2 separate regions of the Homo sapiens genome follow, and region 1 is linked to region 2. Evidence: chromatin loops called from intact Hi-C (ENCODE). Cell type or tissue: heart right ventricle. All regions are shown on one strand. Each heading gives the region's core, and the rest is flanking DNA. Links, peaks and the distances in the headings are about the cores only. Region 1 has its middle 24 kb from the start of CCR7. Region 2 has its middle 1.8 kb from the start of KRT222.

The links. Peaks named below come from ENCODE experiments on the same cell type or tissue, not always from the same donor. Only the 100,000 strongest peaks of a DNase experiment are listed, where the experiment ranks them.
Region 1: it touches region 2 in a loop (12-fold over the local background); 1 of 110 quality-filtered maps calls a loop at or near these places.

What each region holds. Positions count from the first base shown.
Region 1 is chr17:40,587,585-40,590,497 of GRCh38, forward strand. No RefSeq gene overlaps it. Among named protein-coding and RNA genes, the nearest start is that of CCR7, 24 kb to the left of the region's middle. RefSeq lists an enhancer at 1,038-2,237. In heart right ventricle, for the core only: no CTCF peak of the experiment used is centred there; no DNase peak of the experiment used is centred there; H3K27ac peaks cover 613 bases.
Region 2 is chr17:40,665,501-40,668,413 of GRCh38, forward strand. No RefSeq gene overlaps it. Among named protein-coding and RNA genes, the nearest start is that of KRT222, 1.8 kb to the left of the region's middle. In heart right ventricle, for the core only: no CTCF peak of the experiment used is centred there; no DNase peak of the experiment used is centred there; H3K27me3 peaks cover 2,420 bases.

The sequences.
Region 1 (2,913 bases), core at 236-2,735, 78 kb before region 2:
AGCTTCTTTTAGCAGTTCTTGTAGTGGTGGCTTGGTAATGATGAATTCTCTTAGCATGTGTTTGTCTGACAACAACTGTATCTTTCCTTCATATATGATGCTGGGTTTTGCTGGATACAAAATTCTTGGCTGATAATTGTTTTGTTTGAGGAGGCTGAAGATAGAGTCCCAGTCCCTTCTAGCTTGTAGGATTTCTGCTGAGAAATCTGCTGTTAATCTGATAGGTTTGTTTTGTTTTGTTTTTTAATAGGTTACCTAGTGCTTCTGTCTCATAGCTCTTAAGATTCTTTCCTTTGTCTTCACTTTGGATAACCTGATGACAATGTGCCTAGGTGAAGATCTTTTTGTGATGAATTTCCCAGGTGTTCTTTGTGCTTCATGTATTTGTATGTCTAGGTCTCTAGAAGGCCAGGAAACTTTTCCTTGATTATTCCCCCAAAACATGTTTTCCAAGCTTTTAGAATTGCCTTCTTCCGCAGGAACACCGATTATTCTTAGGTTTGGTCATTTAACATAATCCCAAACTTCTTGGAGTCTTTATTCATATTTTCTTATTCTTTTTTTTTGTCTTTGTTGGATTGGGTTAATTTGAAGAACTCGTCTTCGAGCTCTGAATTTCTTTCTTCAACTTGTTCAATTCTATCGCTGAGACTTTCCAGAGCTTTTGCATTTCTAAAAGTATGTCCAAAGTTTCCTGAATTTTTGCTTGTTTTTTCTTTAAGGTGTCTATTTCCTCTAATATTTCTCCCTTCACTTCTTGTATCATTATTTGGATTTCCTTGCATTGGACTTCGCCTTTCTCTGGTCCCTTCCTGATTAGCTTAATGACTAACCTCCTGAATTCTTTTTCAGGCAAATCAGGGATTTCTTCTTGGCTTGGACCCATTGCTGGTGGACTAGTGTGATTTTTGGGGGGTGTCGATGAACCTTGTTTTGTCGCATTACTGGGGTTGGTTGTCTGGTTCCTTCTCATTTGGGTAGCCTCTATCAGAGGGAAGGTCTAGGGCTGTTGAAGGCTGTTGTTCAGATTTTTTTGTCCCACAGGGTGTTCCCTTGATGTAGTACTTTCCCCCTTTTCCTGTGGATGTGGCTTCCTGTAAGCCAAACTGCAGTGATTGTCTCTCTTCCGGGTCTAGCCACTCAGCAAGTCTACCTGGCTCTGGGCTGGTACTGGGGATTTCTGCACAGAGTCCTGTGATGTGAACTGTCTCTGGGTCTCTCAGCCGTGGATACCAGTACCTGTTCTGGTGGAGGTGGCAGGCTGTGCAATGGACTCCATGAGGGTTCTTAGCTTTGGTGGTTTAATGCTCTATTTTTGTGCTGGTTGGCCTCCTGCTAGGAGGTGGCACTTTCCAGAAAGCATCAACTGTAGTAGTGTGGAGAGGGACTGGCGGTAGGCGGGGCCCTATAACTTCCAAGATTATATGTCTTTTGTCTTCCATTAACTACCAGGGTGGACAGGGAAGAACCATTGGGTGGGGGAGAGGCTAGGCATGTCTGAGCTCAGACTCTCCTTGGGTGGGTCTTGCTGTGGCTGCTGTAGGGGATGAGGGTGACATTCCCAGGTCACTAGAGTTATGTACCTAGGAGGATTATGGCTGCCTCTGCTGAGTCATGCAGGTTGTCAGGGAAGTGGGGGAAAGCCAGCAGTCACAGGCCTCACCCAGGTCCCATGCAAACCCAAGTGCTCACTCCCACCGTGCCTCCCCCTACAGCACCGAGTCTGTTTCCAGGTGAAGGGCGAGATGGGCTTGAAAACTTGCCTGAGGCTTTTTACCTCCCAGAGTATTTGGGTTGTCTCCTGGGTCTTGCAGGAGCAGTCCGCTTCCTTCAGAGGGTTTGTGGGTCCTCTCAGGGTGGCTGGTTTGTTCTTGCAGTTGATCTGGAGCTAAAATTCACAATGCAAACCTCCACATGGCTGCTCTGTCCAGAGCTGCAATCTAGTCCTGCCTCCCATCCGCCATGATTCCCACTTGGATTGAAATTGTCCATTTTAAACATGATTAGAAAGCCCAGGTATCTTGATGCTCATTGATCCTGAGACCATCTGTTGCAGTGAAAACGTGTGTGGGGTTCCAGTCTTGGCTCTGCCAGCCAAATTTCCATGAGGCCCTTTTCTCCTGGTTCCTTATCTGGGGATTGAACCAGATGATCTTGTCTGTCCTCTCTGGTCTCACATTTGGGGATTCCATTGATCATCTCCTAGTGGGACTGTGGCCTCAGAGAAGCTTAGGTTATGCACATTTAGGAAATCCCAGTAGAGCTTTGGTCAGAAAGAAAAGATGGGTGAAAGGTGGAGTCCTGAAACCCTCCTGTTCCTCCCCATACAACTGTTTAAGGAGACCATATCTATTTCATCCTCCTCTTGTGCTTTTAATGGCATTCAAAGCCCTTCTCTATCTGGCCCAGTTGACATCACTGACCTCAATCTCTCTACTCCCCCACTGTAGCTACTTTGTGCTCCAGCCATTCCGAGTGACCTGTGGGTTCCCTAAAAGCATTGTGCACTTTCATTTTTCTGGGATTTTCCACATGCTCTTCTGTCAGGCTAAGGTGGCTCCAGCTCCTTCTCTCCCGTGTCACACTCTAACTCATTATTCAAGACCCAGCTCAAATACTCTCACCTCCTGAAGAATTCTTGAAGTCCCTGAACCCACAAATGCTGTTCACACTGCTAGGATAGCACCTCTTAGTCAAATTTGTATCATGGGCATGCATGCATTTTTCTCCCTCTATCAGCTTACCATTACGTGGCATCTTATTTATTTCTTACATATTTAACACAGTACCTGGCATATTCTTGGTGCTCAGCCAAAGAGTGCTAAGTTAAAATGAAGGATATTTCTGTTGATTTGACCCCAAACAGGCTACACTCAGAGTGCATAAAATAGTGGCCACTCTTTGAGTTGAGTT
Region 2 (2,913 bases), core at 169-2,668:
ATCACCTGAGGTCGGGAGTTCGAGATCAGCCTGGCCAACATGATGAAACCCTGTCTTTACTAAAAATACAAAAATTAGCTGGGCGTGGTGGTGGGTGCCTGTAATCCCAGCTACTCGGGAGGCTGAGGCAGGAGAATTGCTTGAACCCAGGAGGTGGAGGTTGCAGTGAGCCGAGATTGAGCCACTGCACTCCAGCCTGGGTGACAGAGTGAGACTCCATCTCCAAAAAAAAAAAAAAAAAAAAAAAAGAAAATTATATTTAGTTTTCTCAAAATGTTGCAGATAAGTGCTGGTAGACTATGAGAGTTGTGAGTTAACATTTCCAAAGTTTTAACAAGGATGAAGAAATAGACCTTTTGGTGTATTCACCAAAAGAACCCTTGAGTCCTTTGGAGGGTGTAGTCAGTGTACCATTCCATCCAATCGTTGCAATCACTTGAGCCCTTCGGAGGGTGTATTTGGCGTATCATTCCATCCAATCCTTGCAATCCCTGACATTTTCTAACCTGTAAAGATGAAAAGACTGAGGCCAGAGAGGTTGAGGCATCTTGCCCAAGGTTGCTCAGTGATGTATGACATCACTGGGACTGGCTCTTTGACAACTTGCTTGTGTTCCATGTATTACCCCTGCATATCTGCCTCTGCGTTCTCTCTCTCCCCTTCTAAATTCCTGGTTTAATCTTGCCAGCTGGTTGCTAGATGTGACAGAAATATGTCGTGAGAGTGGATCTATCATTATTGTTATTTGTGGAGTGGCTTTGGCTGAATTGTATCTGGAGCACAGTTCAGGAGATAATCAGACCTGGGTTCTAGCCCTTACAGGGCCTTTGCATGCATGTCCTGCTCTTTTAATTTCTGAATTAACTCACATCTGGCCAGGCCAGTCTATGCTGGGCATTCTCACAGCCCTCTCCAAACAAAGCTGTCCTACCCACAGCTCCTGGTGAGAGGAGAGGTTCCAGGTTATTTCTGACCCACCCCTCCCTACCTCCTGCACCTTCCCCATCAGTCACAACTTGATTATCTATAGATTGGTCAGAGACCTTTGGAGTAGGCTGAGACAGAAAGCTCTGACTAAAGAGAGTCATTAATGATTATCTAGGCCAAACTGATTCTCTTTCTTGGTAACTGGGACTGAGAAATATGAAGAGAATTAGGCTTGGGAGTGGAGGAGAGAGAAGAAAGCAATGAATTAAATTCCTAAATTAAATTCAGGGAGCAATGAATTAAATGCTTCCTGCTACTTTAGGTAGCTCCTGCTAATATCCGCCTGAAACACAGAGAGCTGAACTAGATTCCCTGGAGGGTCAGTCCTGGCAATCTGCATTTTAAATAGGTCTGCCAGCATTTCTTATGCACCCTAAATAAAGCAGCACTGTCCAGTGGAAATATAACACAAACCACAAATGCAAACCACAGATGTCCTTCCAAACTTTCTAGTAGCCATATCAAAAGATTGAAACAAAAAGAAGTGAAATTAATTTTACGACTATATTTTATTTAACTTGATATATCCAAAATGCAGCAACCCATATAAAATGTTAATGAGATCTTTTACATTATTCTTGATACTGTCTTTGAAATCCAAGTGTATTTTATACTTACATCGCATCTCAGCTTGGAACAGCCACATTTAAAGTGCTCAATAGCTGGGCACAGTGGCTCACCCCTGTAATCCCAGCACTTTGGGAGGCTGAGGCGGGAGGATGGCTTGAGCTCAGGAGTTCAAGACAAGCCTGGGCAACATAGAGAGACCCAGACTCTACAAAAAAAAAAAATTAAAAAATTAGCCAGGAGTAGTGGTGCAAGCCTGTAGTCCCACCTACTTGGGAGGCTGAGGTGGGAGGATCACTTGAGCCTGGGAAGATTGAGGCTGCAGTAAGCCAGATCACACCACTGCACTCCAGCCTGGGCAACAGAATGGGACCCTGTGTCAATAATTTGAGACATAATAATAAATATTTATTTATTGAGACAGACAGAGGGGATAGGATTTAGAAAGGTATTTTACAGGCATGTGAGTAATGCAGTAAACTATTTCTAGATCTCAAATTTTATTTTTCAAGGAAAAAATATTATTACTTTCCTTTACAAAAATACTACCCTTTATTTAAATAAAACAGTAACAATACCTCATTAAAGGCTATGGCATATATAAAATTGTGGGGTCCCTACAATTCTTGGTGCATGGACTGAGATTATGATGGAGATTGTCATAAATCCATTATAGTTATTAGAAAAGTAAATAATTTAAAAATGTTGACTTTATTAAAAGGAGAAAGCTTGTTATAACACATCTCACAAATGCCAAAATACTGTGTTTGGGGACCCTGGCTCCAGGGACATTCGTGTGTCTGTGTGTCTGCACACTGAAATCACTTCTGGAACTTTAAAAAATGGTGATGACTGTGTCCTCCTCCCAGAAAATCTGATTTAATTGGCTCAGGACGGGGCCTGGGCATCAGAATTTTTGAAAACTTCCCAGGAGTCTAATATGTAGCAAAGTTTGAGAGCCATTCTGATAAATGTAAGTTTTCTTCCACTCATTTATCCCTCTCTCTTCAGCCAGAGGAAACGAGTTGTTGGTACAATCATCTGAAGTTAAGATTCCTGCAGTTAAATATTGGCAAGTAGTTCATGCTGCAGCTATCACAACTCTGGGTGCATAGGCTCAGGCAGACCTTATTGCTTTATTTTTCTTTTTTCATGTTAATCTTTATTTTGAGTTCCTATTCTATGGAGGATGTGTGTTAAATCTCATCATCTCAGTCTCTCGCCTTTTCTCCAAAGCATTGCATCTAAGTTTTAGGGGAGCTTATATAGTTGTGACCTGGGGCGGGGAGCATATTGTCCTTAGTGTCATCTGTCCAAGCTGTGTTCACTGAGACAGTCATTATTCTTCCCATCTGTCCC